Linked DNA regions of Homo sapiens: regions 1, 2, 3, 4, 5 and 7 are each linked to region 6. Evidence: chromatin loops called from intact Hi-C (ENCODE). Cell type or tissue: OCI-LY7. All regions are shown on one strand. Region 1 has its middle 130 kb from the start of KIF4B. Region 2 has its middle 380 kb from the start of SGCD. Region 3 has its middle 600 kb from the start of KIF4B. Region 4 overlaps SGCD (sarcoglycan delta). Region 5 has its middle 42 kb from the start of PPP1R2B. Region 6 has its middle 11 kb from the start of MED7. Region 7 has its middle 32 kb from the start of HAVCR1.

Evidence for each region. Hi-C counts contacts between places; a loop is a spot of excess contacts. Peaks named below come from ENCODE experiments on the same cell type or tissue, not always from the same donor. Only the 100,000 strongest peaks of a DNase experiment are listed, where the experiment ranks them.
Region 1: a loop joins it to region 6, with 11 times the contacts of the local background. A loop is called at or near these places in 16 of 110 quality-filtered maps.
Region 2: a loop joins it to region 6, with 15 times the contacts of the local background. A loop is called at or near these places in 22 of 110 quality-filtered maps.
Region 3: it touches region 6 in a loop (10-fold over the local background); 15 of 110 quality-filtered maps call a loop at or near these places.
Region 4: a loop joins it to region 6, with 3.0 times the contacts of the local background. A loop is called at or near these places in 3 of 110 quality-filtered maps.
Region 5: it touches region 6 in a loop (14-fold over the local background); 7 of 110 quality-filtered maps call a loop at or near these places.
Region 7: it touches region 6 in a loop (7-fold over the local background); 7 of 110 quality-filtered maps call a loop at or near these places.

Annotation. Positions count from the first base shown.
Region 1 is chr5:155,137,291-155,141,290 of GRCh38, reverse strand. No RefSeq gene overlaps it. Among named protein-coding and RNA genes, the nearest start is that of KIF4B, 130 kb to the right of the region's middle. RefSeq lists a silencer at 998-1,155. In OCI-LY7, CTCF peaks have their summits at 1,290 and 1,512 (motif pointing left); a DNase peak (open chromatin) is centred at 1,490.
Region 2 is chr5:155,941,629-155,945,628 of GRCh38, reverse strand. It overlaps a transcript of SGCD not described here. Among named protein-coding and RNA genes, the nearest start is that of SGCD, 380 kb to the left of the region's middle. In OCI-LY7, CTCF peaks have their summits at 1,422 and 1,625 (motif pointing left); a DNase peak (open chromatin) is centred at 1,618.
Region 3 is chr5:155,614,959-155,618,958 of GRCh38, reverse strand. No RefSeq gene overlaps it. Among named protein-coding and RNA genes, the nearest start is that of KIF4B, 600 kb to the right of the region's middle. In OCI-LY7, CTCF peaks have their summits at 1,747 and 1,973 (motif pointing left); a DNase peak (open chromatin) is centred at 1,978.
Region 4 is chr5:156,670,614-156,674,613 of GRCh38, reverse strand. All of the region lies in intron 7 of SGCD (sarcoglycan delta), which reads right to left. Among named protein-coding and RNA genes, the nearest start is that of PPP1R2B, 180 kb to the left of the region's middle. In OCI-LY7, no CTCF peak of the experiment used is centred here; no DNase peak of the experiment used is centred here.
Region 5 is chr5:156,890,299-156,894,298 of GRCh38, reverse strand. No RefSeq gene overlaps it. Among named protein-coding and RNA genes, the nearest start is that of PPP1R2B, 42 kb to the right of the region's middle. In OCI-LY7, CTCF peaks have their summits at 1,765 and 1,969 (motif pointing right); DNase peaks (open chromatin) are centred at 628, 1,968 and 2,408; H3K4me3 peaks cover 1,736 bases; H3K27ac peaks cover 4,000 bases.
Region 6 is chr5:157,129,763-157,133,762 of GRCh38, reverse strand. No RefSeq gene overlaps it. Among named protein-coding and RNA genes, the nearest start is that of MED7, 11 kb to the left of the region's middle. In OCI-LY7, CTCF peaks have their summits at 1,359 and 1,565; DNase peaks (open chromatin) are centred at 1,562 and 2,612; H3K27ac peaks cover 755 bases.
Region 7 is chr5:157,024,785-157,028,784 of GRCh38, reverse strand. No RefSeq gene overlaps it. Among named protein-coding and RNA genes, the nearest start is that of HAVCR1, 32 kb to the left of the region's middle. In OCI-LY7, CTCF peaks have their summits at 1,531 (motif pointing right), 3,006 and 3,208 (motif pointing right); DNase peaks (open chromatin) are centred at 1,544 and 3,384; H3K27ac peaks cover 1,274 bases.

The DNA of each region.
Region 1 (4,000 bases), 2.0 Mb after region 6:
TGTGATTTTTGTTTCATTCTACTTTCTTTTCATCTCAAACATTTTAAGAAATGATATCCTCTCTTTTTATCTTATTCCACATAAATTATCTCCTAAATTTTACATCTGTTCATTGGGAGGTTTATTTAAAAAGAGGAATATATATACTCTTGCTTTCTTAAATTCTGTGCTCACAGAGAACATGGAAATCTTAGGGCGATTAAAGCAGTTAAGCTAAAGATTTTAAACTCTAAAGCTACCAGGTCAAGCAGAGAACACAAAGCCAAACAAGCAGAGAGACACTTGTCCTGACCACAGGGGACACCCATTGTGCACCTCCAGTCAGAAACCTGGATGTTTCCATGGTAAGTCTAGACGCTCACATATTAATCACTAATTTGAAAATTGTGTAAAATGCTATGCAGGCCATGCTGCACACCTGTGTGGACTAGATTTAGCCTGGAGGCTGCTTGCTTATAACCTCTGAGTTCACAAAGCCTGCCAAACTGGGTTTTTCTTAAGCGGACTCATACAGGCTGTCCCTTCAAAGACAAACATCTCCACCTAGTAGTTGTTCTAAGAAGGGGCTTCGAGCATCAAATGTGAGTAGTGGGAGTCAGATCGTGAAATATTTGCGGTCCCTCCCAACCTTAGGTCTAAGTTTCCCTGACCCTCTCACTTCATCCATCCTGACCACTTACTAAAGTCCTCCTCATCCCCACACCACAGGTGGGCCTCAGGGCCACCTCATGAAGTCATCCACGATTAGTTAATCCTCCTTCATGTTTTTCCTTCCACAAAGAACTTCTCTACCACTTTTCCTTTAACTCTCTTGATTGCGTTACACTCTGGGTGTTATCACATCAACCTGTAATCAATATAACATTTATCAAGGACATATTTTACACTCCTTTTTAATGCCAGTCCTTCAAAATTATCTCCTCCAGGATTTTCTCTATGCTTTTCCTGGCCAGATCTGGAATTGGCTTTTGATAATTTTTTTTTTTTTTTTTGAGATGGAGTCCCACTCTGTCACCCAGGCTGGAGTACAGTGGCACAATCTCAGCTCACTGCAACCTCCGCCTCCCGGGTTTCGAGCAATTCTCCTGCCTCAGCCTCCCCAGTAGCTGCGATTACAGGTGCACACCACCACACCCACCTAACTTTTGTATTTTCAGTAGAGACAGGGCTTCGCCATGTTGGACAGGCTGGTCTCAAACTCCTGACCTCAGGTGATCTGCCCGCCTCAGCCTCCCAAAGTGCTGGGATTACAGGCATGAGCCACCACACCCAGCCTGATAAATATCTATTAAAGTGAAAAAAATGAGTGCTATTTTTATACAATAAGAATTAGCTCTACAGTTACCCATTTTTCATATTAAAAGGATCCAGTTTCCCATCACGTCTGCATGTGAGCCCCAGATGCTCAACTCCAGCCAGTGAGTGACCTCAGCTATCCCAGCCGAGGACAGTTAGGGCATTCCCTGGCTACCAACTGTCTCTGGCACCACCTGCTGGTCACTCATGTATTCACCAGACACAACGAAGACCGAGATTAAGGTTTCTAAAAGTGGACCAGAATCTATTTGCCTTGAAAAACAGAAATATACTTAAGGCTCAGAATGGACACGACAGGAGGATCTCCTCCCTGCTCACCCTTCCTCTGCTTCGTGCGGGGAGTAGGGCTTAAAACTTCTTTTATTTTAATGTAGCCACGGTGTTGTGCATAGTAGAACCACCGCAACCACGACGTCATCTTCACCCTCTAGTGAGAGTTCACTGTGTGGCCTGCATTTCATTACCTCCCGATAATCCCAAAACGGAAGAAGTGGTACTGGGACAGCAGAGACCTGTGTCAATTCCTTACCACGGCCCAGCCACGTGGCCTTGGCAGAGACTTCTCCCTTCAGTGTCTCTAGTGAGCGTTCGCTTACTAAACTCCTCTCCAGCTCTAAAATCTCATGAAGCTATAAATCTTATGTCATGCCTTCCAGGCCACCATCCAGACTCATGCTGGCCAACAATCACACAGGCCACAGTAGGGCTATTGAGCTCCTGAAGTGTGCCCAGGCCTATCTGAGATGTGCTTAAATGTGAAATGCACACTAAATTTTAAGACTTCGTATGAGAAAAAATATAAAATATCATTAATTTTTATATTGATTATGTATAGATATGATCATATTTAATATACTGGTTTAAATTAAATGCTATCAAAAATACTTTCACCTTTCTTTTTTATTATGGCACTAAATGTTAAATTGCATACAGGCCTCCTGTTTTCAGCAGATAGCACTGATCTAAACAAAGTACCCAGTCGTCTTATATATTAACAGAAGGAAGAATATGAAAAATATCTCTATCTTAGGATCTTTTTATTTATTTATTTTGTCCTTTTTGTATGAGTCTCTATGGTAAATAAAAATGCCTAGGTCTCCCACTCCCAGGATGGTCATTTATGCCTGTCAGCATCTTTGAACCTTGAAGATGGTCTCCCTGGAGCTAAAGTCAGCCTGGCCTGGAAAGCTCATGAAACCCCTAGAAAACATCCTAAAGAGGTGAGAGCTATGCTAGAAGGAGCTCTGATCCAGAAACATAAATATGTGGGGTCAGGTGCAATTTAAAAACTGTAAATGACTTATATGCTTATGAAAATGTTCTCTCATGCTGGTAATCAAAGAAATGGAAATTAAAACGAGATCTCCTTTTTAGCTTATCATGGCATAGACTTTTTAAATTAGAGTTGGCCATGGAATATGGAAATCAGTGCATTTATTCCCTACCTGGGGGAGCTAAAATTCATACAGCCTTTCAGGGGGCAATTTAGAAATGTAGAAAAACAGCTTTACAACTATGCACACCTTCTGAGCCAACAATTCCACCTCTAGGGATTTTGTCAAAGGCAATCACCATTGCTATGCTCAATAACTTACTGTAGGGATGTTCACTACCTCAAAAGTTATAACAAAAATAACACCAAACCAGGGAATTTTTTAAATTACAGCATATTGAGAAAATAGAATAATATGTTGCCATTAAAACTTGTGTAACAGAATGTGTAATGATAAATTAAATTAAATTCCTCCTCCCCTGCCCCCCATCATACTCCTCAATTCAGCCTAAATGATCATTTTAAAGTGAAGCAGATCAGGATCCTCCCTTGTTTAAAACCCGTCACTGCCTTCACTTGGTATGAGGATAAAGACCGCCCCTGCCCACCCCAACCTTTATATGGCCCTAAGGCTCTAGGTCCTGCCTTTTCTCCAGCTTTGCCTCTTGCCAGCCTCCTCTCCCTTGCTGTGCTCCCACCTGGCACGGGGACCTTCTTTCAGCCCCACAGCCCTGGAAAGTTCTTGCTGGCTCTGGGATTTCACTCATAGCCCGCAAATTGGATGCTGCCTGCACCTCAGCCCCGACTTCCTGGCAAAAGCCTCCTCAGTCCAGAGGACTCAGTTTTAAGTGTCTCTTCTCCCAGAAAGCCCTTCCCTAACTCTTGAGTCTAAATCAGATCTCCTTGTCCCCTGCCTCCTATCATCTTTTTTCCTCCATGTTACTATCACAGTCCCTGACTCTGCATTTACTACTGTGATTATTTGTTGAATGCCACTGTCCCCACCTGACTATGGGACTCAGCTCACACCTGGCATGTAGAAGATGCTCCATAAAGGCATGTCAAGTAAATGAATGCTATTCTAATAAGTCAAAGGCAAGGCATAAAATGACAGGTGTAACAGGATTCCAATATCCAAACAAATGTGTACGTGTACGTAGTTGTAATATTTCTGGGCACAGAATAAAAAGACCAGAAGAAAATCCAAGCTGTTAATAGCAACTATCTCTGTTGTCATGGTTTTACTTTTCTTCTTTTATCCAGATTTTCTATAGTGAGCATATCTAACTTTCAAAACCAAGATAAAATTTATTTTAAAAATATTAAGAAAAACTAGAGATCATGTCCTTTGCAGGAACATAGATGGAGCTGGAGGCCATTATTCTCAGCAAACTAACGCAGGAACAGAAA
Region 2 (4,000 bases), 1.2 Mb after region 6:
TCCACTTGCTGGCTCAGCAGAAGACTTAAATCATGAGAGAAGTCTTCCCTGAAGCCTCAGGCTAGTTCCGTCCTCTGCAAATGCTTTCACAGCTCCTCAGGCTTTTGCCTTCCAGAACCTACCATCATTTGTAGTTGCATGTTGGTGTGATGTTTTTACTTGGTCTTTGTCTTCCCCATTACACTGTAAATCCTATGAGTGGAAGGGATCATCTCTATTGTTCTTACCACTGTTTTCCCAGTAACTAACACAGAGCCAGGCACAGAGTTGATGTTCAATAAATATTTTTGAATGAATGACTAAAAGTTCTCTCTCCCTTCCCTATTGCCTCTTGTCCTTTGTCTTCTCCCTTCTCTCCTTCCATCCCTTCTACAAATATTTACTGAATGTCTACTCCAAGCCAGTTAGTTCATTTGGCAGTATTAACATGGTTTTACAAACTCTGCTTGAATGTATCCAATAACACAGACCTCATTGGTTCTCAAAATTTTCATTTGTAGACAGTTCTAACTGATATTAATTCTTCTTGAAAACAAGTGGAAATTTATCTGTAAACTTAACTTCTATCTATTTGTTGATGTGGTTTATTTTTGGTACCTAAAATCAGAAACAAATAAAACCACTGGTATCTAGAAAAACTCTCGGTATGTGTTTGTTCACTTGGGCCACCATCTATATGGTGAGATTTACACTCCCTTATTATTATTATTTTTTTTTGCATGGCTCTTACATCTTCAAAGGCATGTATTTGGGAAGACAAAAGATCATGTATTTAAAGATTAGCCTAACTTCAAAAAGATATGCTAAAGGTTAGTTTACAAAGACAAGGAGAAGAAAATATGACCCGAAGTTGGAAACAAATTCAGTGCAATCATAAACTTACCACATTTTTTGTCAGATTATCTGTCTTTGCCACTAGATAATGAGTTTCTTGAGGGTAAGGTTCATATCTTCACAGTGTATGTTCTTATCGCAGCACTTAACACAGTATGTCTTCAATACATATTTGTTGAACAAATAAAACTATTATGACTGTAACAACAGCGCTGATTCTAAGTTAAATAATTAAAATGTTGTGTTCTGTTCTCAACTCTATACTTTTGATGCCATGTGACCCAACGAGGTAATCTATAGCTTAAGGTAAAACAATGTCTATCATAGATTAAGCTTTTAAAAGCTAGAGAACAGTGCAATTTGAGTAGGAAAAAAACACGTGTGTATACAGATAAATGCACAGCACATGCCTAGTCATTGTCTGGAATGGCATCTGCAAACCTTTAACAATCATCGTTCATAAGAATGTGATTTGCCTAAGTAATACATATATACACATTTACTTTTATCCCCCCATACAAAACCCTATAATTTTTCCTTTGTTTGGGTTTTGGTTTGATCTTAATTTACAGTAAGTATATATTACTGTGTGACTAAAGGAAACAACTCACAGAGCTAGTGCACAATTAGAGGAAGGCAATCAGGCTGATAAATGGTCTGCATCCCATGAGAAATGAATAACCACAGAAAGAAATGGAGACATTCAGCCCAGAGACAGCCAAGGCAGAACAAACTATCTTCAAATACTTGCAGGGCTGTGGTCATGCAGAATGGTGCAGGCTGCCCTCTGCAGGACAGAAGGAGGACCACTGAACAGGTGGAAGGTTCAAAGATGCAAATTTCAGCTCTGAGGAAGTTTTTTCTCACCTTTGAGCTATTCGACAATAAAGGGGCTGCTTTACAGTAAAGTGGGTAACTTTGAAGGAGCCAGTTTTGCATTATTAAAAGTAGAGGTGTCTGCAATGGAGAGTCTGTAAATAGAGTTTGAGAGTCAGTAAATCCCTACATTTGAGTTCAAAATTGTGTTGGTGTGTACATGTTTTCAGAGGAGTGGCTCTATAATTTGCTTCCACTTCCTGTAGGGTTGAGCAACCCCCAAAGAGGAACTGGATGACTATTTGTTACTGACATTAAGGGGATTATTACACCTGTGAAACTTTAATCATCTCATCTATACCAACTATGAAAAATCAGAAAAATATAGTTCTGGAGTTTATTGGTTTCCCTTCTATGCAAATTATTTAATTTTTAAAATTAGTTATTACAGTCCATTGATAACAACCATCATGTCTTATATATGCCTATGTCTCTCCTAGATCAAGCACAGTTTCTTGTACGAAGTAGGTGCTTACTAAATTTTAAATAAATACATGAAGAAACAGACTCCCAGGGTAGATTCTTCCCTTTTCACTAATTAATGTAGTAATTAAATTTCACCAATAAAGCAGAATTCCACATATGAATATAGGATGGCATGATAATGATGATGACAACAGTGATTGTAACAAAAATGTTATTGGGGACTATGTGTCAAACACTTTTGTCAAGCATTTTATATGCAATAGCATGTGTAGTTCTCATAGTAATTTATTTAAGGAAAAGGTGGCTTAGATTAATTAAATATATTAATATAGCTAGTAAGTGATTCAAACCAAGACAGATATACTATGGCATCTGAGCTCCTAACCTCTATGGAAAATCTACTTAGGGAATAAGATTACCTGGACTTTGTCCTCAACTCTATCATAGCTGTACAAATAATTTAGGCAAGACACTTTTCTGTCCTTCACTTTTTAAATCTGTTATGTGGAAAACACACTAACAAAAGTCTAGGAGGCATTATGGAATGTTCATGAAGAACATAGACTATGATGACTCATTATGAACACATTGTACTCTACATGGTTGAACATAATTATAACACCTGTTTTAAAATCCTTGCTGCTAATTCTAACATTTGGATTATCTTGGGGTTGCCTTGGTTTATTGCCTTAAGTATCTTCACATTTTCCTATTTGTTCATATGTCTGTGTCTAGGAATTTTGATAGGTATCCTGCATATTGTACATCATAGTTTCTATCTGTGTTCTGTTCCTCTGAAATCTGTTTCTGTCATTGTTATTTGTTTATTTTAGCCAACACTTGACTTTATTGAAACTCCAAATTCTGCCTCCATTGCATTGGGCAGCCACTGAAATCTCTGTTCAATTATTTTAGCCTTCATACTTGCATAGTTTAGGGGTCAACCAGAGATTTGACAAGAGTTTATATGAAGAATTGGGGCTTCCACTACTGTGCTGTCCTTTCTAGAATTCTCTCTCTCCTACTTTTCAACTTCTCAAGTTGCCCCAAATTCTGTTTTCAAATTCCTCATGCCAGAAAGATTGAGGGTTTTAGCCCACGTGATTGATTAGGTAGGTAGGCAGACAATAGATAGATAGATAGATAGATAGATAGATACATACATACATACATACATACATACATACATACATACATGCGTACATACATAGATACATAGATGATAGATAAATGCTATAAAAACAAAACTTATCCACTGCCATACCCCTCTTTCAAGTATTGACTCTCCTCCAATTTGTTTGCTTTTGTCCAGTCTCCATTATCTTCACATAGTTCATGTCTGTTCATGTATATGTGTAATACTATATTACATATATAATATATTATGCAGAATTTGTCATTGCTATCTGTGGGAAGGCTGCTCCAATAGGAGTTACCCACCAGGAACATGGACTTTGACATCAGACAGACTTGAGTATCCTCCCCTAACTCTCCATTAGATCTGAGCATTTTTTGCCATTGTGCTAATAATGGGTGACCTTCTCTGCACTAGGAGGCCTTTTACTTCTGCTACATTTTATCCCAGTGTACAACAAATACATTTTCATTTTCTGAGTATGCTACAATATGAAATAGATTGTGAAACATTGTCTTAAAGAAAAGCTACTTCACCTCCTATAGTATAGCTTGACTTTTTTCATCAATTAATTATTATAAGGATTAAATGAGATAATATAGGTAATGATAAGTAATGTATGAGACTTTGAACATAGAGGCATTGAATGTATGAGACATTGAGCATAGAGGTATTGAACATAGAGGCATTCAGAAAAACCTTAGTACTATAGTAATGTAATTAAATTTT
Region 3 (4,000 bases), 1.5 Mb after region 6:
GTGCCAGGTCTACCTAATGTCTAATGTCTATGGGTTTAATAACCAACAGTTGGAACAAAGAGTCTAACACAAATTTTACAAAGAAATAAAAATTCAGTTATATCTAGACATACATTTAGTGAATCACATTTGTGAAAAGGATACTATTAGACCAGTGCCATTCAGAGAATGATTCACAGATTGATGCCAGTCCATGACCTGCTGGTTACCAACCTACTGTGGTAAGTTTAAAACTAGGAGAAACCATTGAGAGACTTGGATAACAAGTTGACGTGGGCATAACATCCAAGAATGTGATCATATAATTCATTGTTAATGTATTTTGTAGAACTACTGATCCATAATAGATAGGAAATACAATTTCTAAGTGTTCCTTCTCTACAAACAGCTTCTGCACAGCACCGAACTAGATGAAATTGGGTCTGTGGGTGTGGTATCATTTGAGGTATACTACAGTGAGTACTTTATCAAGTTCAAGGGTGAAGCCTCTTACAGACTCACCATTGTCAATCATATTCCAGCTTTTCCATGCTGTGTGACCTTGGGGAAACTTCTCAAGTTCTCTCTGTAGAGAGAGATAATAATGGTGCTAAACTCCTAGGATTACTGTGTGAATCAAAAGAAAGTATCTACGTGAAGTACTTAGTACAATATCAGGCACAAAGCAGTCACTCAATAAATGCTAACTGCTGCATTTATTGAGTGTTTACATTAAGCCAAGATAAGTTGCTGATTATTATTATTATCACTTGTCTTTTATTGACATCTGTTTTGTCATTAGAATGTATTCCTTTGGGTTATACTAGTAGCCTTATTTTGAAAACAAAATATCCCCTCCCATCCCCTGCCCCAAAAGAAAGGTATTTAATCATATCAACTCATTTACCACTAAGGCAGTGATAAGTGGGGAAAGAGAAGATAAAGAAAATGAGAAAGACCCTAAGGGCTCATGGGGATAGGGCAATGCTGGGGATAGCCTGTGAAAAATAATCTTGGTAAGGGAGGATCTTGAAATATGAAATTCTGGAGACATGAAAGCCAGGGATGAGGCTAGGTGGCATTTTGGGAGCATTCTCTTGAAGAAGGCAGAGGAGAACAGACATTCAAATGAGTAGCACAGAGCATAGTTAAGAACCAGAAACCTGGAGCCAGACTGCCTGGCTTTAAATCTTGTCTTTTCCATTTAGTAGCTGTGTGACCTTGGACAAGTTACATTTCCCTGCTGTGCCCCAATTTTTCCACCTGTAAAATGAAATAAAAATAGTACTAACCTCATAGGGTGTGAGAAGTCAATGGAAGTATGTGCGTATATATACACACTTGTTCTTACACTGTGTCACAAATTAACAGCAGGAAGTTTGGAGAGAGCCGTCTATGGTTAGAATGTTCTGTTACCACTACTACTAATGACATTAATTATAGCAAATACTCTATAGCTCTCACTAGGTGTCAGGCACATATACATATACATATTTACACACCTACGTACATACACACCACACACACACACATATACATATGAACCACAACATTATCACCCTAAAAATGCATTGCAGATCATGCCAAAAATATTCAGGGCTCCCTGACGACTTGCAGGACAAAGCCTAAACTCTAGATGAATACTATGATCCAACTCTGATTAAATTTGAGGCCACTGGAGGCAAGTGATTTATCTACATTTTAAACGGGAATCAAAGATAATTTTTAATCAAAGTCTGGTTTTATTTTAATCGGAAGCTATTTTTAAAAGACTAAAAGGCTAAAACTCCAATGCAGGAATTTCAGGAATCTTATGAAGGGAAAGGAAGATATTTTGGAATGGTGAGGAAAGAGGGGACTTACTGTTGCCTCTCAAACCATACTAGTATCTTCTGCCTGCTTGTAAGGTGGGCTCCAACCAGAAGATTGTGGTGGTGTCCTTAACCCCAATTTGTCAATACAATCACACCCCCAACCCAGTCACTTGGTGACCCCTGCTGGCAACCCCTGGGTAATACACAAGTGGTGCAGGTGGTTCATGAGCCCTCCTGGGAGAGTATTTTTGACCCAGTAATATGCCTTTGGGTACCCATTGCCCAGATCTTGCTTGCTTTTTCTATGATTTTCCAGTAAAAAAGAAGCACGGCCCCATGGAGAAATGGCTGATCCCATGATTCCAGGGAAAACACATGATGAGCCTGGAGCACCTTGCAGTGTCTTAAAGATATGCTAAAAACAAAAACTGCCTGCACCCTGCACCCCCATGTTTATTATATCACTTTTCACAGTGGCCAGGATATGGAGTTGGCCTAGATGTCCATGGACGGATGAACGGTTGAAGATTGTCTTGTATATGCACAGTGGAATACTGTTTAGCCATAAGAAAGGAGCCCTGTTGTTTGCAGGAGCATGATGGAACTGGATGGAGGTCAATATGTTGAGTGAGATGGGCTGGGCAAAGAAAGACAAATATCACATGGTCTCACTCATATGTGGGAGATAACAAATTGATTTCATGGAAGTAGGGACTGAAGTAGTGGCTGCCAGAGTCTAGGAAGTGGAGGGGGGTGGTGAAGAGAGGTTGGCTAATGGACACAAGCAACCAGTTAGAAAGCAGTAGTAAGTTCTAGTGTTGAATAGCACAGTAGGGTGACTACTACAGTTAATAATGAATTAAAGTTTATTTCCAAATAGCTGGAAGAAAAGATTTGAAATGTTTCCAACACAAATACATGATAAATGTTTGAGGTGATGGGTAAGCTAAATACTCAGATTTGATCATTATATCTTATATGTATCAAAAATAGCATATGTGTCCCATGAATATATACAATTATTATGTATCAATTAAAAGGGGGGAAATAGCATAAAATAAAATGAGAAGAAAAAATTTCAGAAATCATAGAACATTATCTCTGGCCCCACCACCAGTACCCTATGTGCAACTTTTGGTAGTATGAAACTTTTTTGTTTTTGAGAAATCTTCAAAGAATTAGATTCCAGAAGCTTCCCTCAGTAGTTCTTTCTAGCATTAAAGCTCAGGCTGTGTCTAAACCTAGCTGAATTCAATTGAAAACTCATATTTATTTAGGAAACAAACCCCCATACATAGCATGGGTGCCAGTATTTCATGTAAAAAATGTTCATCCATAAACATAAAGTACTTCTACTTTTAAAACAAAAGAAAAAGAATGGAGACATGTCAAAGAGATTCAGAATCCAACCTGATAGAGCTCCTAATGTCCAAAGCTGGAAGAATTTGAACCCAAAATAAGTAACATGGTGTTGGATTATAACACAAGTATAAAATAAATATAATGATTCATGCTGATATAAATAAAAGATTGAGTTAATGAACAAGAAGTAAATAAGAAGGGGAAAAACTTCCTTATAGAAAAATTTCAAATAATATAGGTATATATTATTATTAAGCTCTAGGAAGTAAAGCTTAATCTCTCACCTTCTTTGACTATAGGCTGAACTTGGTGACTTGTATTCAAAGAAAAGAGTATGGAAAGGGGAAAAAATAGTAACTTTGCTGTGGAGAAATCTGGTAAATACCACCATAACAAAATGATCGAGGTTAACATCACCAGCAAAGAGTTATGTTAATATTTTGTACCCCCTGATGTGATATGATGAGAAGGGCACTTCATCTCTGTGGCATTCTTCCCCAGAATCATTACCCTAGTCTAATCGTGAGGAAAGCATCAGACAAACACATACTGAGGGCCACGTTACAAAAATGTAAAACTGACCAGTATTCCTCAAAATGGCCAAGGTCAAGTAAAACAAGGAAAGATTGAGAAACCATTATAGACCAGAGGAGGCTGGGGAGAGACATTACTACTAAATGCAATGTGGCATCCTTGGTTCTCTCCTGGGCCAGAAAAAGAACAGTAGTGGAGAAATCTGGTAAAATCTGAATAAAGGCCTGAGTTTAGTTAAAGGTATATAATGATGTTGACAAATTTACCATGGCAAGGTGAGATTCTAACACTAGGGGTAACTGGGTGAGGCA
Region 4 (4,000 bases), 460 kb after region 6:
CCTTCTGATGCTTGACACATCTCTATGATAGTCTTCCTATGATAGTCTCCCCTTGCCTTGAGTCTCTCAGTGATGGGATGTCCGTGACTATGGGAGATCGTTTACCACTTCAGTCCATTAGAAACTGCTTTCTTATATCAAGTTGTTTCACTTTTGTCTCTGCCCCTCTCACTCCTGAGCCATCCTAAGGCATAAGAATAAAGAAGAAAATTCTCTTTTTGTAACAGTATCACACCTTGCACAAAGACGGGGGATTATGCCTTTACCTGTTCTTAACTTAGTTGCTGCATGGCTCACGCTATGGGATTATATGTAACGGGGAAGAGAATCCTTCATACATCATCCTTTTCCAGTTGACTTCTTGCTTTACAATTAGCCATGAAAGTATTGAATGTGTTGTCATAGCTTTTCAAATGCCAAAAGTGGGCCATGTCCAATCCATTATGTTTGTGTGTCTCACAAATGGCTATCAAAGAGCAGCCTAGTCATTTGCAGGGGTAGGCAATCAGAAGAAGCCTAACGCCTTCTGCTCTCCATTTTAATCCCACTCATCAGGCACATTTGCTATTAATACATACATCTGCATTCAAAGGCTGAATGGCATTTTCATCATTTCCCAAAGAGCATTCTATGAGGGCCAGAGGGAGAACCATACACTAATAGACAGATGCATTATGTTAGGAAGGTGTCAACACTTTAATCAGTACACAGTCAATATTCTCCATCATGAATAACTTATTAGCTTCTAAACTCTGTTCCTCACATGTCATGGCAAAAATCTATCTGAAGAATGTCATCTGCACTTAAGGAAGGGACAAGCATTGTAATTAAGTTTTAAGCTATTTCTTCAGCATGAAGCTGCCACGAAGTGTGAAGTGACTATAATTCACATTTTTAAGACCCTGAATTTATTAGCATCTATTTTCTATTCAAGGTTAGGGATATGGTGCTTGGATTGTCAAGGGATTCAAATTCCTCTGTGCTTTGTTATTCTGGAGTGAGTGTGTTTGAGCCCAGATGCCAGGCAAGGAAAATTATCATTAACGAGTCAGGTTATATTTGTGAAAAAAGCTCAAAGAACTGGAAACTCATCTTCCGTTGTGAATAGGAAGCGGCAATGAAAGGTATAACTGGGTAAAAGAGGACTTGGCCTTCCTCTGTGAATTACGACAACCATGCTTGAGAAGATGAATAGGAACCGTAGGCCAGGGGCTTCAAATTAAGCACAGTTCTGCTGAAGCGTGACTATTGCACAGCCCATGAACAAAAAAGGAATGTGAAGTTTTAAAACTGCTTTCAGTAAATGAAAGAGGAATGGATTATTCTCTTTCGGAAATGATATATTATGAATAGAAAAAAGAAAGGCATGAGATAAATATGTGCTTAGGCATAACTACAGACCCCAGGAAAGCTTTGACAGCCCTCCTTCATAAACAATGTGTTGCAGACAGTTACTTATCTTTATGCTGGCTGAACACACACTTTTGAGGGGAATGGATTTGTAATGATTCATCTAACTTGAAACCCCTTGCAGACAATGGCAAAGGTGGAAGACATTTCAGTCAATGAATCCAAAAATGAAGACGTGTAGGGCACTGCGTATGTGTGTAATAGGGGAAGTACAGTGAGCCTAGGGTGTACCAAGAAAGATGTCCTTAGGTTAGGAAAAGACATTAAAGCTGAGACTTGAAAAATAAATAGAATTATCTAGAAAAATGTAGAGACGAGTGCTTCAAGAAAAGAGAACGGCAACATAAAGGCTCTAAGGCACTCTACAGCAAACAAGAGAAGGGCAGGATATCTAAAGCCTACGGACAGGGGACAGAGGACTTCTGATTAAACGCTGAACTGAACACCTTTGTCTACCTCTGCTCTTTCCTGAAACACTCATACAATGGCTATAAATGGACCCTAAAATGACCCAAACCCATAAGGATGAAGGGACGAAGGGAGAGAGAAGAAGTAAGAACAGAAGAAACATGTCAACAATGCTTTGGAAGTTGAAAAGCAAGCAACAAATAGTAATTTCCTTGGCAGATGACGGGAAGCTAAAAGCTAAGAGCCTGTGGGTTTGGTGAAGACAGAGCTGTGGGTTGATTCAAGCTGTAAATTCATGGCCAGGCCCAGGAATCAGAGCTACCAGGCACCTCTGTGGCTGGGAGCATCTGGTGGGGCTGCACTCAGGAAGATTTGTTTAGGTCTCTGTGAGAAACCATAAGACCCCTAGAGACTGTTTCTTCACTATGTACATCCTGGCAACCAGACCACCCTTACTGTTTAAGACTTGAGGTTAACTCTGGAATCTGTGATACCAGGACAGCTGAGGGTAACAGTGCTGGACTAAAAATGGAATTATATGAAAACTTACATATTTAAGAGTGAAACCTCCAACACTCCAATATGAACAATATTGACAACCAGATGTATCCCAAGCAAGGGATTAGGATTTCTCTCTGGGGAAAATGACCAGCCCAAGAGAAAATACCTACAGATTCTGACATTTGGGGTCTGATATACTTTGGATATTTATCCTTTTCAAATTTATATTAAAATGTGGCTCCCAGTGATGGAGGCAGGGCCTAGAGGAGGTGTTTGGGTCATGGGGGCAGGTCCCTAATAAATAAACTCTACTGTGCCTTCACAGTGGAGTTCTCACTCTATTATTTCACATGGGAGCTGGTTGTTTTAAAGAGCCCGGTGTCTCTTTCTTATTCCCTTTCTCTTGCCATGTGACATGCTGGCTCCTCTTGTCTTCTGCCACAGGTAAAAGCTTCCTGAGGCTTCACAAGAAGCCTAGCAGATGCCAGTGCCATGCTTCTTACACAGCATGTGGAACTGTGAGCCAAATGACCCTCTTTTCTTTATAAATTACTCAATCTCAGGTATTCCTTTATGACAATGCAAAATGCACTGACACAAAGCATCCACCTAAAAATCCCAGCTCATGCTTCTACCTAGAAGCCTGCCACCCAATAAGTCCCATCTATGTACACAAAACTTTCCAGCAGACTCTTACTGCTTCATTCTTAAAAATGAATAGGGCCAGGCACAGTGGCTCATGCCTGTAATCCCAGCACTTTGGGAGGCCGAGGTGGGTGGATCACCTGAGGTCCAGAGTTCGAGACCAGCCTGACCAACATGGTGAAACCCCTTCTCTCCTAAAAAATACAAAAATTAGCCAGGTGTAGTGGTGTGAGCTTGTAATCACAGCTACTCAGGAGGCTGAGGCGGGAGAATCACTTGAACCCAGGAGGCAGAGGTTGCAGTGAGCCAAAATTGAGCCACTGCACTCCAGCCTGGGTGACAGAGCGAGACTCTGTCTCAAAAAAAAAAAAAAAAAAGAATCAATAGATATCCATGAATCACCAACCATTTGATAAAGCTCCAATTGGAAAGCCAGAGACCTGAATTTTTCTTTCTTTCTTTCTTTTTTTTTTAATGTGGAAAACAGAAGAAACTTGAGAGAAACTATTATTAATAGACTCAAAAAGAAAAAAGAAGACAGTATCTCTATGAAATTAATACAGGATGCTATAAAAGGAAACCACCATAGTGTAAAGAACATTGGAAATTAAAATATGACAGCAGGAATTACATGCTTAGTGGAAGGAATGGAAAATAGGGAAAGGGCAGAGGAAGAAATACAACTAAGAAAAGGTGAAAGGAGGGGGAAAGGGTAATGGGAGATGACTCGACCAATGGCTAAGATTGTATATGAATGCTATTGCTTTGAAATTTTACCTTCAAGTTAGTGACAGCCACTGAAGGACAGCAAACAAGGAAGGACATCTAGCCCAACATGGCACATAGCCCATGGCCAGGAAATTAGACAGGCTTATCTAGTTTTCCCTGAGATCTGATCGTCTTACTCTCATTCATATTATAGTCTAATAAACCATGGAAAGTTCTGGATTGAGGAAAAAATAAGAACCCCTTTGGCTGATATTTTTAAAAAATGTACTTTCTGGTTCTCAACTTATTTCAGGTAAAAACTGTTGTA
Region 5 (4,000 bases), 240 kb after region 6:
AACCTACAGAAGGGCTGTAAGAAAAGTAACCTACAGTGATTTTTGGAGGCTCCCCTCCCCTTTGCAGGGGTCACATCCAAGTTTTGGGGATGTAAGTTGTGGCTAGAAAATGGTGGAAAGACTCCTTCATTTTCAATCCATCATGGCCTCTTCATTACCAAGCCTGAGGTGGGGTAGGTGGGGTCTCTTGAAGACAAATGTTTCAGTTGCTTTTTTTGCCAAGCTTAGGTGGAATCTCCAATGACTACAGCCCAGCCTCCCTAGTTTCCCCAGACAGCTATTCTCCTATCAAACATCATTCACATCTCTTAAGTACCACATTTGCAAAGGTTTCCAACACCTTGTGGATCACCTTCATCTCATTTCATTCTTGGGGCATCTGTTCTTAGTTCTCTTGCTTCAAAGGCACTGCTATCTCTCTGCTTTTCTTGCCATCCCTCAAGTTTGCCAAGGTGTAGAAGATCCTGGGAAACCAAAGTCAAGTATGCCAGTGTTGGGAGGACAGCATAGCTCTTGACTTTGCAACACAAACTGCCCCAGAGGTATGGGAGAACAAAGGTCTCACTAATTGGTCTAGGTGGCATGGTGTGACAAACAGGAAGAACAAAACGTTACCTAGTATCTCAGTAAATCATCCTGCCACATAATAGTTTCAGTTCCTTTGCAAAGAAGAGAATCAGCAAAACACTCATGATTGGATCCTGCTCTTTTCTATCCTTGAAATACTGATTTCAAGTCCAGGTGCTACTCTTTAAAAGTGTTGTGAACCTACTAAAGAGAGTTTAATGGCCGGGCGCGGTGGCTTACACCTGTAATCCAGCACTTTGGGAGGCCGAGGCGGGTGGATCATGAGATCAGGAGATTGAGACCATCCTGGGTAGCACGGTGAAACCCCTTCTCCACTAAAAATACAAAAAATCAGCTGGGCATGGTGGCAGGCATCTGTAGTCCCAGCTACTCGGGAGGCTGAGGCAGGAGAATGGCGTGAACACAGGAGGCAGAGCTTGCAGTGAGCCGAGATGGCACCACTGCACTCCAGCCTGGGGGACAGAGTGAGACCGCGTCTCAAAAAAAAAAAAAAAAAAGAGTTTAAACAGTGATGGAAGAACTGGGATGCTTAACAGAAGAACAATAACTGGATGCCTCCTCTGAAGAAGAGGGGTGTGCTGAGGCTTTGTGAGGAAGAACCAGTCCCAGTGAGTAGAAGGGACCAGAGGGAAGATGAGTGATTCATAAACTGAACAAACTTTCTAGAGAGCAGGTGAAATAGTACTGGTTGCCTCTATGGGGTGGTCAAATGGAGACTGAAAGATAATGTGTCAGGGTATGTAAAGGGGATAATTAAATAAAATTTGGGGTACTTGATCTTTAAGGAGACTTTTTAACCTTAGAATTCTATGTAAAGAATAATCAGCTGTGTTATAGCCGCCGTGGGTTTTGGAAAACTACGATGATTAACACTGTCACAAATACCAAACAAGATAAACTACTCATCTTCACAAATGTGTGTGTTTGTGTGTGTGATCTTTCTTTTTGGGAAACAGTGTGTTCTCCTGACAAAAGCTTGACTTCCAGGCATTCATGTCTAACACGACTCACTGAAGAAAAGAGTCCAGGAAACAGACCAGCTGGCCTCAAAGAAAAAGTGAGGTCCTCTGGCAGAGTAAAGGGTGCTAAACACAACCAAGAAAGCCAAAAAGATCAAAGGAGGGCTCTGGCAAGAAAGGGCTTGTCTAATTCAAGGGTGAATGAAAAAGGGAGGTTGAGGATGTTTTTATCTGGGATCTGGAGACCTCACAGCAGAGACAGTTCTTCTTATGAGTAGACTGGAGACCGTCACTGCCTAGGAGGGTGATTAGAAGATGGTCTAGTTCTGAAATCTTCATGTTACATGTTGGGGAAATGAGGTCCCTGGAAAGGGCAAAGAACTTGCCTGCTTTATAGCAATGCAAACAGACATTAAAAAGAAAAGAACTTGCCTGCCATCAGATGGAGACAGTGAGGAAGTTAGGAATAGAGCCTTTGTTGCAGCTCCCCTCCCCTTGACCTGGGTTAAGTAGGGATGCCATGCTTCTCTGCAGAAGTATCTTTCCAAAGCATCTGCATCATGCCATGATTTGAGAAAGTAAGTTTTGAACATTTTACATGGCTAGATTCAAAAGGGCGGGACTCTTCTTTCTTGCTTATTTGTGTTCAACACGGCAAGCATTTATCATTAGTGCCACTCAACATTAAGGCTACTCAAATTTATTATGCACGTCAATCATCTGATGTCTGGTTAAAATGCAGATTCTGATCCTTCAGGGCTTGGATAGGACCCATGATTCTGCTTTTCTAACAAGCTCTCAGATGCTGCTATAGCAACTGACATGGCTTACTACTAGTCCCTACTACAGTCAGGGCCCAGGCTCAACTTTTAGCCCTTCTCAGCCACTCCCAGGACTTGCTGCATGCCTTCTGCCTCTCAAGGACCTGCATCTGGTGGACTCACCTGATGCAGGGCCTCACAGATCCCTCGTGAACTCATCATAGGGAGAATGAGGCTGGAGTGGCTATTTATAGCCATATTTCCTCTCTGCACAGAGAGAGTTGCCCAGGTCGGAGTTTGCTAACAATTCCCTATTTGTGTGGAAGTTCCAAAGAGGCTCCCGGTAAGGTAATTTGGCAGCAAGCACCATTGCAAATGATTCTTTTTTTTTTTTTTTTTGGATACTGGATACGGAGTCTTGCTCTGTTGCTCAGGCTGGAGTGCTGTGGCACGATTTGAGCTCACTGCAACCTCTGCCTCCTGGGTTCAAGTGATTCTCCTGTCTCAGCCTTCCAAGTAGCTGGGATTACAGGTGTCTGCCACCATGTCTGGCTACGTTTTAAAAATATTTTTAGTAGAGACGGGTTTTCACCATGTTGGCCAGGCTGGTCTCAAATTCCTGACCTCAAGTGATCTGCCCACCTCGGCCTTTCAAAGTGCTGGGATTACAGGTGTGAGCCACTGCGCCTGGCCAAACATTGCAAATGATTCCTATTGCATTTAATTCTAAACTCTCCCAGACACTGGGGCTCAACAATATTTGTTGAATGGAATTATGGTAAATTCTGAGATTGAGGTTTGTGGGGGCTTCCATTGCTCTGTAAAATCAAATTGAGTACATCAGACATTTCCACTGTGAATGCTTACCTTCCCTCTCCTTGGCCTCCTCCATCCTGCCAGGAAAACCTATTTTGGACCTTACAGAATTCATTCTGAGAATTTCATTATGATTGTGACATTTATAACTCATTATTTAACTGCTGTGGATGGTGGAAATACAATGTTGAACAGTCCCAGTGGAATAAAATCAGAGTTAGTAATCTCTTCGTGTGCAATTGAAAAAAAAAAAAGGTATGGTATCAAAACATTAGCAGAAAACTAGTCTTTTTCAGTTTTCATATATAGAAGTAGTGACTGAAATAATTTTTATTATAAGTTCCTTTACCCCTAACTTATACGTGACTGGGGCAAACCTATGGGCACTGCTTTCTGAAATTGATCTATTTAAAAACAGTGTTTATCCAGAGCTTTTTGATACAAATATGAGCAGTTAGAGTCCCTTTCCTGGCTTAAATGGTAGAATGCAATGTACGCTGTTTTGCCATGTTGTGTCTTCATTTAACAGTGAGTATAGAGATGGTTCTGATTTGGCATACGTCTGCATCGTTTATTAAGTGAATAGTGCTTGGCTGCATGGAGAATCCAGACTTTATTAACTGCTCACTTACTGATGGACATTCAGGATGCTTCCCAGTGTTTTTAACCTGTGGTTTTCAGAAATAGAGTGGGAGAAAGGGAAGGAAGTGTGTGGCTCCTGAAACTAGATGAAATGCAGTCTGTCAAAGCTAGCTGGCTCTCGGCTTTGGGGTCTCTTCTTGAGTTTTTGAGACATTGTTACTGAGAGGAAGAGATTTCTCTCAAATTGAGGGCCATGAAGAGAGGGAGAACTAAGAAGGCTCTTGTTTTGGCAGG
Region 6 (4,000 bases):
GCAGCTTCAACTCATGCACTGAGCCCTGAGGTTACTGGGAACGGCAGGTGCAAATATCTCATGAGGAGATAGAAAGTTGGCATAATTTGGATGAGAAAGGCTACTATGGCTGCAATATGGTGAGGGAGGAGGTTGGAGCTTCAGAAGCAGGTGGAGGACAGATGTGCATGATTTAGAGAACCAAGGGAAGGAATTGGGTTTTTATCTGAAATCTGATGAGAAATTATGTTTGCAATTGATTTCTCATCAGATTTTACTAAAATACAGAGAATCAGTAGGAAGGGTACTAGCTGTACTCTGATAGATTTCTAAGTACTGCAAATGGTGCTAAGTGCTTTGTAGCTGTTCTCTTATTTAATCCTTAGAACAATCCTGTGAAGAACCTTCTAAATCTGATGGTATTTATGGCTGTAAGTTGCTGGCAATGTTTTAATCTCTTTGTATAAATAAAGTCATTTTAGCCTTACAACTACTGAATGAAATCAGTATTCTTTTTACACTCATATTTCAGATGTGGAAGTGGAGGCTCAGAGAAGTTATGTAATTTACCCAAGGTTAACTGACTAGTGGGTGGCAAAGCCAGGATGGAAACTAGGCATTCTAGTTTTCCAAGCCTGAACACTCAACCTTCATACTTCATTGCCTCTCCATTCCCTCATGTTGTTACTAAGTCACGTAGGTAAGTAAGTAGCGAAACCAAGAGTGGAGCCAATATTTTGACCCTAAAATCCATGCTTGCAAATACTACTTGATACTGGGCTGAACAGATTTATAGATGGAAACTATGAGTTCCCTTTGAACATATTAAGGTGCTTATGTCTTAGCTTAGACTTCTATGAGTATCTTAAGGAGATTCTGTGCTTATAATTCTAATCTTCCTAAAAACTCTTAGTAGGTATTATCCCCATTTTATGAGTAATGAAAATTGAGGATTAGAGTTTAGGTTTGCTCAGGTTGGAATCTAGGTCAGGAATTGGCAAACTCTTTTGTAAAGATTCAATTAGTAAATATTTTAGGCATTGAGGACTGTACAGTTTCCATTGCAGCTACTCAACTGCTGTGGGTCGAAAGCAGCCATAGACAATGCATAAACAAGAGAGCTCGGTTCCAATACAGCTTTCTATATGGACATTGAATTTTGAATTTCAATAATTTTCATATGTGAATTATTCTGATTTTTTCCAACTATTTAGCATGTACAATTATTCTTAGATGTGAGAGTACAAAATCAGACAGCAGGCTGGATTTGGCTGGTGGGCTATGATGTAGGTAATTGGATTCTAAACTTTGGAGTGTTTTCACAAAGCTACTAATAAAAAATCACAGAAATATAAATTACAGAAGCTTCTTCATAGGATTAATCCAAGGATTAAATAGGAGAATGGCTACAAAGCACTTAAGTTTTATTTTATTTTTAATTGACAAATTATTTATTTGTGAGGTACAATGTAATGTTTTAATATATGCATACCGTACTGAGCCTTTTTTCTTTTGCATGCCACTGGCACTTAGAATTAAATTTGTGAGCGGGTTTCAAGTTGCGTTGTGATGAGGCTACCAGTAAGTGGCACTCTTACCTCAGATTTAAGAGCTGTAGCTGGTTGCAGAGTAGACTAAAATGAAGAAACTCAGAGGTACTGCTTACCCTAACTTAACTCTGGGTAGTTAGTGTCAGAATTAAATTGAATCATTAGATACGTACTTTGTCTGTTGAATTAGAGAAATGGTTGGTGTTGGAAAACACCCCAGAATCCTAGGGCTCTACTGTTTAATCAGCTGTATATCTCGGTTTCGTATATTAACTTCCTGCTGGGCGGCGTGGCTCATGCCTGTAATCCCAGCACTTTGGGAGGCCGAGGCAGGCGGATCACCTGGGGTCAGGAGTTCATAGACCAGCCTGACCAACATGGTGAAATCATGTCTCTACTAAAAATACAAAATTAGCCGGGTCCATCCTGGCTAATACGGTGAAACCCCGTCTCTACTAAAAATACAAAAAATTAGCTGGGCGTGATGGCAGGCGCCTGTAGTCCCAGCTACTCGGGAGGCTGAGGCAGGTGAATGGCGTGAACCCGGGAGGCGGAGCTTGCAGTGAGCCGAGATTGTGCCACTGCACTCCAGCCTGGGCGACAGAGCGAGACTCCGTCTAAAAAAAAAAAAAAAAAAAATTAACCGGGCATGGTGGCGCATGCCTGTAATTCCAGCTACTCGGGAGGCTGAGGCAGGAGAATTGCTTGAACCCGTGAGGCAGAGGTTGCAGCGAGCTGAGATTGCACCATTGTACTCCAGCCTGGACAACAGGAGAAAAACTACGTCTCAAAAAAGAAAAAACTTCCATAAAACTCAATTTCCTTAACAATGGTAAACATAATACACATCTCCGCATAGCGTAGGTACCATCTAACGCTGAGAATGAAAGAGAAGACCCATCCTAATTCTTTTAGTTTTTTTTTATTATACTTATTATATTAAGTTCTGGGGTATATGTGCAGAACGTGCAGGTTTGTTGCATAGGTAACACGTGCCGTGGAGACCCATCCTAATTCTTTCTGAAACTCATTTGCCTCGAAGCGACATACTCAGGGCCCGCTAAACATCTGTGCAGAAGCATCTGATCTGAAAGGGCAGCAGGAGTGCCCTGGAGGCTTAAGTGGTGCTTGATTCTGGGGCTCTGAGTCACTGCTACTTGCAGGGGAGACTGATAACGAAAAAAAAAAAAAAAAAAAGAGGAAGGCACAAATAATAGCAGAAATGAAAGGGGGGACATTATTATAGTAAAAAAGTAAAATATGGATTTTTTAATAAGTTAGAAAATTTAGACAAAATGGACACATTCTTAGAAAATTACCAATACAGATTGAGGAATAGGAAACCAGGATAATTCTCTAACAATTAAAATAAATGGATCAATAGTCAAAATCTTCTCACAAAGAAAACTTAAAAGTTCAAATAGCTATACTGGTGAATCTTAAAGTCAGCTGATTAGCAAAAGCAAATAAGCAAACAAAAACACAAAACCAAACAAACAAAAAATAGCTTTGCTGGCAAGTCTGCCAAACATTGCCAGAAAAAAATACAAAAATAAATGAATAAATAAATAAATAATGATTTCAGTCTTATACAGACTCTTTCAGAGAATAGAAAAACAGGAAGTATGTCCCAACTGTTTTTATGAGGCTAGCACAAAATACTAGCAAATTGGACCCAATAATATGTAAAAATAAAAGGTAATGTATTATGGTTAATCTGTGTTTATCTCAGGAATATAGAATAGATAATATGTCACAACAATATAAATTGAAGAAAAATCACTTGGTCATCTCAAAAGATATGCAAAAGGCAGTTATAAAATTTAGCATTGGCCAGGCGTGGTGGCTCATGCCTGTAATCCCAGCATTTTGAGAGGCTGAGGCAGGTGGATCGCTTGAGGTCAGGAGACCAAGACCAGCCTGGCCAACATGGCAAAACCGTGTCTCTACTAAAAATACAAAAAAAATTAGCTGGGCGTGGTAGCCCACACCTGTAATCAATCCCACCTACTTGAGAGGCTGAGGCAGGAGAATTGGATGAACCCAGGTAGCGGAGGTTGCAGTGAGCCAAGATCGTGCCACTGTACTCCAGCCTGGGTGACAGAGTGACACTCTGTCTCAAAAAATAAATAAATAAATAAATAAATTAGCGTCTATCCATGAAAAAGAAAAAACCTTTAGAACATTAGGAATAGAAGAAGACTTCCTTAATATAATAAATAGTAGCTCCATAAAACCTATAGCATGTATTATACTCAAGATGAAAACCTGTAAATTTCCTTTGAGAGCTGGAGTAAAACAAGGATGCCTGCTATCAAAATGTCTATTAAATACGTACTAGATTTCCTAACCAGCATGGTAAGGAAAAAAAAAAGTAGTATTGAAAAGGAAGGAACAAAACTGTCGTTATTTGCAGAAAATGGTTGTTAACATAGAAAATTCAGTGTAACCCACAGATAACTTATTAATGA
Region 7 (4,000 bases), 100 kb after region 6:
TGACCTCAGAGGATCCAGCCTCCTTGGCCTTCCAAAGTGCTGGGATTACAGGCATGAGCCACCGTGCCTGGTCCATTTATGCAATTTTTATTACACGTGTGTCATGGTGCTAAGCATTTAAACAACCATCAGGCTTTCTGAACAAATTTTTAGAACCAAGAAGATCAGCAATAAAAGAAAAAAAAAAGGCGGGAGTAGGGAAAAGTCTGCCTTTTCTGCCTTATAAGTTACATTGCAGATATAAGTGTTTGAAACTCACTAGTTTTGACCCAAATTCTAAATCGCCTCCAAACCACTTTCATGTTTAAAATTGTTTAGGAGGCTAGCGCCGTGGCTCATGCCTGTAATCCCAGCACTTTGTGAAGCCAAGGTGGGCAGGTAGCTTGAGCCCAGAAGTTTGAGACCAGCCTGGGCAACATGGCAATACCCCATCTCTATTAAGAAAAAAATTTAAGGAAAAAAAAAAAAGATAAAATTGTTTTGGAAAGGCAAAGTGTCTTTCTCATATCTAATCAATTCCTGTATTTTTTTTTTTTTTTTTTTTACAATTCAATTAGGCTTATTGTAAGGATATCTTTAGTCAGTATAAAAATATATAAAAAACAATTATACTAAACCAGTATAATTGTTTAGAAGTATATATTTGCCGGCCGGGCATGGTGGCTCATGCCTGTAATCCCAGGGCTTTGGAAGGCTGAGGTGAGTGGATCACTAGAGGTCGGGAGTTTGAGACCAGCCTGACCAACATGGAGAAACACTGTTCTCTACTAAGTATAGATTTGCAAGGGCTAGATTTGTCAGAAAAGAAACATTTCTACATGAACAGTTAAGGCTGGGTATTAATTTCAATTTCAGTTTGAGTAAACTCTGAAATAATTCATGGTTGAGGTTCAGAGCTACCCATACCATAGTTGTCTGGGGCAACAGGATGCTTGCTTTCAGAGGAAACTTTTTGTTTTTGTTTTTGTTTTTTTGAGATGGAGTTTTGCTCTTGTCACCCAGGCTGAAATGCAATGGCACAATCTTGGCTCACTGCAACCTCCACCTCCCAGGTTCAAGTGATTCTCCTGCCTCAGCCTCCTGAGTAGCTGGGATTACAGATGCCCGCCACAACGCCCAGCTTATTTTTAGTAGAGACAGGGTTTCACCATATTGGCCAGGCTGGCCTCCAACTCCTGACCTCAGGTGAGCCACCCGCTTTGGCCTCCCCAAAGTGTTGGGATTACAGGCATAAGCCACCGCGCCCAGCCAGAGGCAACATTTTTTAACGCAGTTATCATTCTAGGAAATTTATAGGTCCTTTGAAGGAAAATTCTGTGGGCAAATAAGATTGTGATACATGGTATTTCAGTTTTCCCAAATGTGGCCAGCCCGATCTGGTCAAAAATTTTATTTTTTAAAAGCTATAGTGTCTTTTTTTCTTAAATTTGAGGCAACATGCACAAAATTGGAGATTTGAAATTAAAGCCAAGATTTGTAGTTTCTCTGGAAAGACCTGGCAAGATTGGACTGGATTGCTATGTGACCAGGGTCCCACTAGATGGGGCTGCATCCTCTAATCCCCAAATCCTTATGTTCCCTGCATGCTCACCTTTGTTACCTGCCTGACACCTGTGGGGCTTTTAACTTTATGGCAACTGCCCTATTCTCTGGATCCTTCCTGAGGATTTATGATGCGTAATACTCCAGGAATCTGGTTAGCTTTGCTTAACACATTTCCAAAACTTGTTTGAATGCATGAGTACAGTCACTAGTAGCATTCTGTGCAGTACAATGTATGGGGGCTTAGGAGTTTAGGGTAGTATACAGGATTAGGGATAGGACTTGAGTCTAATCCTAACTCTTAGCAGTTACACTGGATGACATTAGAGCAAATGGTTCTTTACGTCTACATTTTCTTCATCTGTAGATGTAATAATTTCCATATCAACTATGATGTACAGTGCTAATTCCAATGAAATGTTACATGTGAGAAGTCTTTGAAATGTAAAAAACACTACAGATACTGAAGCAGTTTGGAGAATTAAAAAACACTACGAAAACACAGCTTGGTAAATAATTTTTTTTTTCTTTTGAGACAGAGTCTGGCTCTGTCATCCAGGCTAGAGTGTAGTGGCAGAATCTTGGCTCACTGCAACCTCTGCCTCTCGGGCTCAAGCAATTCTCCTGCCTCAGCCACCTGAGTAGCTGGGATAGCCACCATGTCCACTTAATTTTTGTATTTTTAGTAGAGACAGGGTTCCACCATATTGGCCAGGGTGGTCTTGAACTCCTGATGTCAAGTGATCTGCCTGCTCAGCCTCCCAAAGTATTGGAATTGCAGGTGTGAGCCACCGTGCCTGGCCAGGGCTTAGCAAATAATTTCAATGGTGTTACACCTATAAGTCTCTTGCTGTATGGTATCTTTTAAAATAACATTTCTTTTTTGAAACAGTTGATATTGGGTAATTTGGCCATCATCATATACTGTAGAAAAAAATTGTCAAGTGAAAGGGAGAATAGGTAAGAAGGAAGAAAGGGGAGGAATTTAGTGAATATGAATTATTTTCCTTTAGATATATTAGTCTTGTAGATCGCAATGAATTTTTTAAATTACTATTTAAGATATTGTTGAGATTCCATTACCTCCAATCAGTCTTGGGACATTAGAACAGTGGTATAATTAAGACTGTATGTTTAAATTGAGAAATTTTGCACAACTTTAACAAGTAGCAGAACTAATTGTTCACTGATGGCTTTAAAGATGAAATAATTCTGTGAATACATGAAACTGTGAGGGACTCTTCGTGGTTGTCTAGGTTTATTTATATGCATACTCATTAATAAAAGTTTTTTTTTGTTTGTCTCTTGAAAACAAAACAGCTTTGTTTTAACAAAACAGCAATGGAACAAATTTGAAAACCGACTCGATATTTTCTCTGGCTCATCATTTAGTTTGGGTCAGCCATCTTCAACTTGCTGTGAGCTCTAGTCAAAGTGGATCAAATTTGTGGCAAGTCACACAGGTGTCAGGTGCTCTTCAGGAAACAACCCTGAACTCCAGGTTCTAAGGAGCTTAGTAGGGAAGAAATACAAAACCTATCACTTCTGATACTGATTATTACTAAGAGAAAGAATCTTGTGATAGAGACTGGCTTCTCAACTATGGCATTTGGGGACAGAAATCTCTGTTGTAGGGGGCTGTCCTGTGCATTGTAAGGTGTTTGGCGTCATCCCTGGCCTCCACCCACTAGATGCCAGTCACATCCTCCAGTGGTGACAACTGACAATGTCCCTGCGGGCACAGTTGAGAACCACTGAGGTAGAGGGTGTTTGTTGGGGGGTAGGAAGTGGTGTAGCTTTAGCTGGTTGGTCAGCGGCTGCTTCTAGGAAAGAGGTGACATTTAAGTTGAAACCAAGAAAAATGTGTAGGTGGCAGCCACATGAAAATCTAGTGGAAGGAAAACAAATGCAAAGGCTGTGGGGCAGCAGGAAGCTTGTGTATTAAAAGAGAGGATGTTGTGTTCCAATGAGTAAAAAACTAGTGAGTGAGGAGAGATGAAGAGAAGCAAGGCTGAAGAGATGTGCAAGGGGTCTGGCCAGGTGCTGGATGAAAAGGAATCTACAGGCCAGGCACAGTGGCTCACACCTGTAATCCCAGCACTTTAGGGGGCCAAGGCTGGAGGATCACTTGAGCCCAGGAGTTCAAGGCCAGCCTGGGCAACAAAGTGAGCCTCCATCTTATTAAAAATTTAAAAAAGAAAGGAAAAGGGCTCTATGAAGATGTCTGTTTGGAAAAGAGTCCCAATCTTAGAAAACCACTTTTGCATATTAAAAGCTAAACCTGCTACCCATCACCAAATTCTATGTTAACATTCACTAACATGCTTCAGTGACACTATTCTAAGTCAGGTATAGCTCGAGAGTCAGGTTTGTTGGGAGGACAGAAGGATATAGGCAGGGGAAAAAGAGGGGGAGAAGGGAACCTCTTGGCAGCAAGGGGCTTTCCACAGGGCTGTGA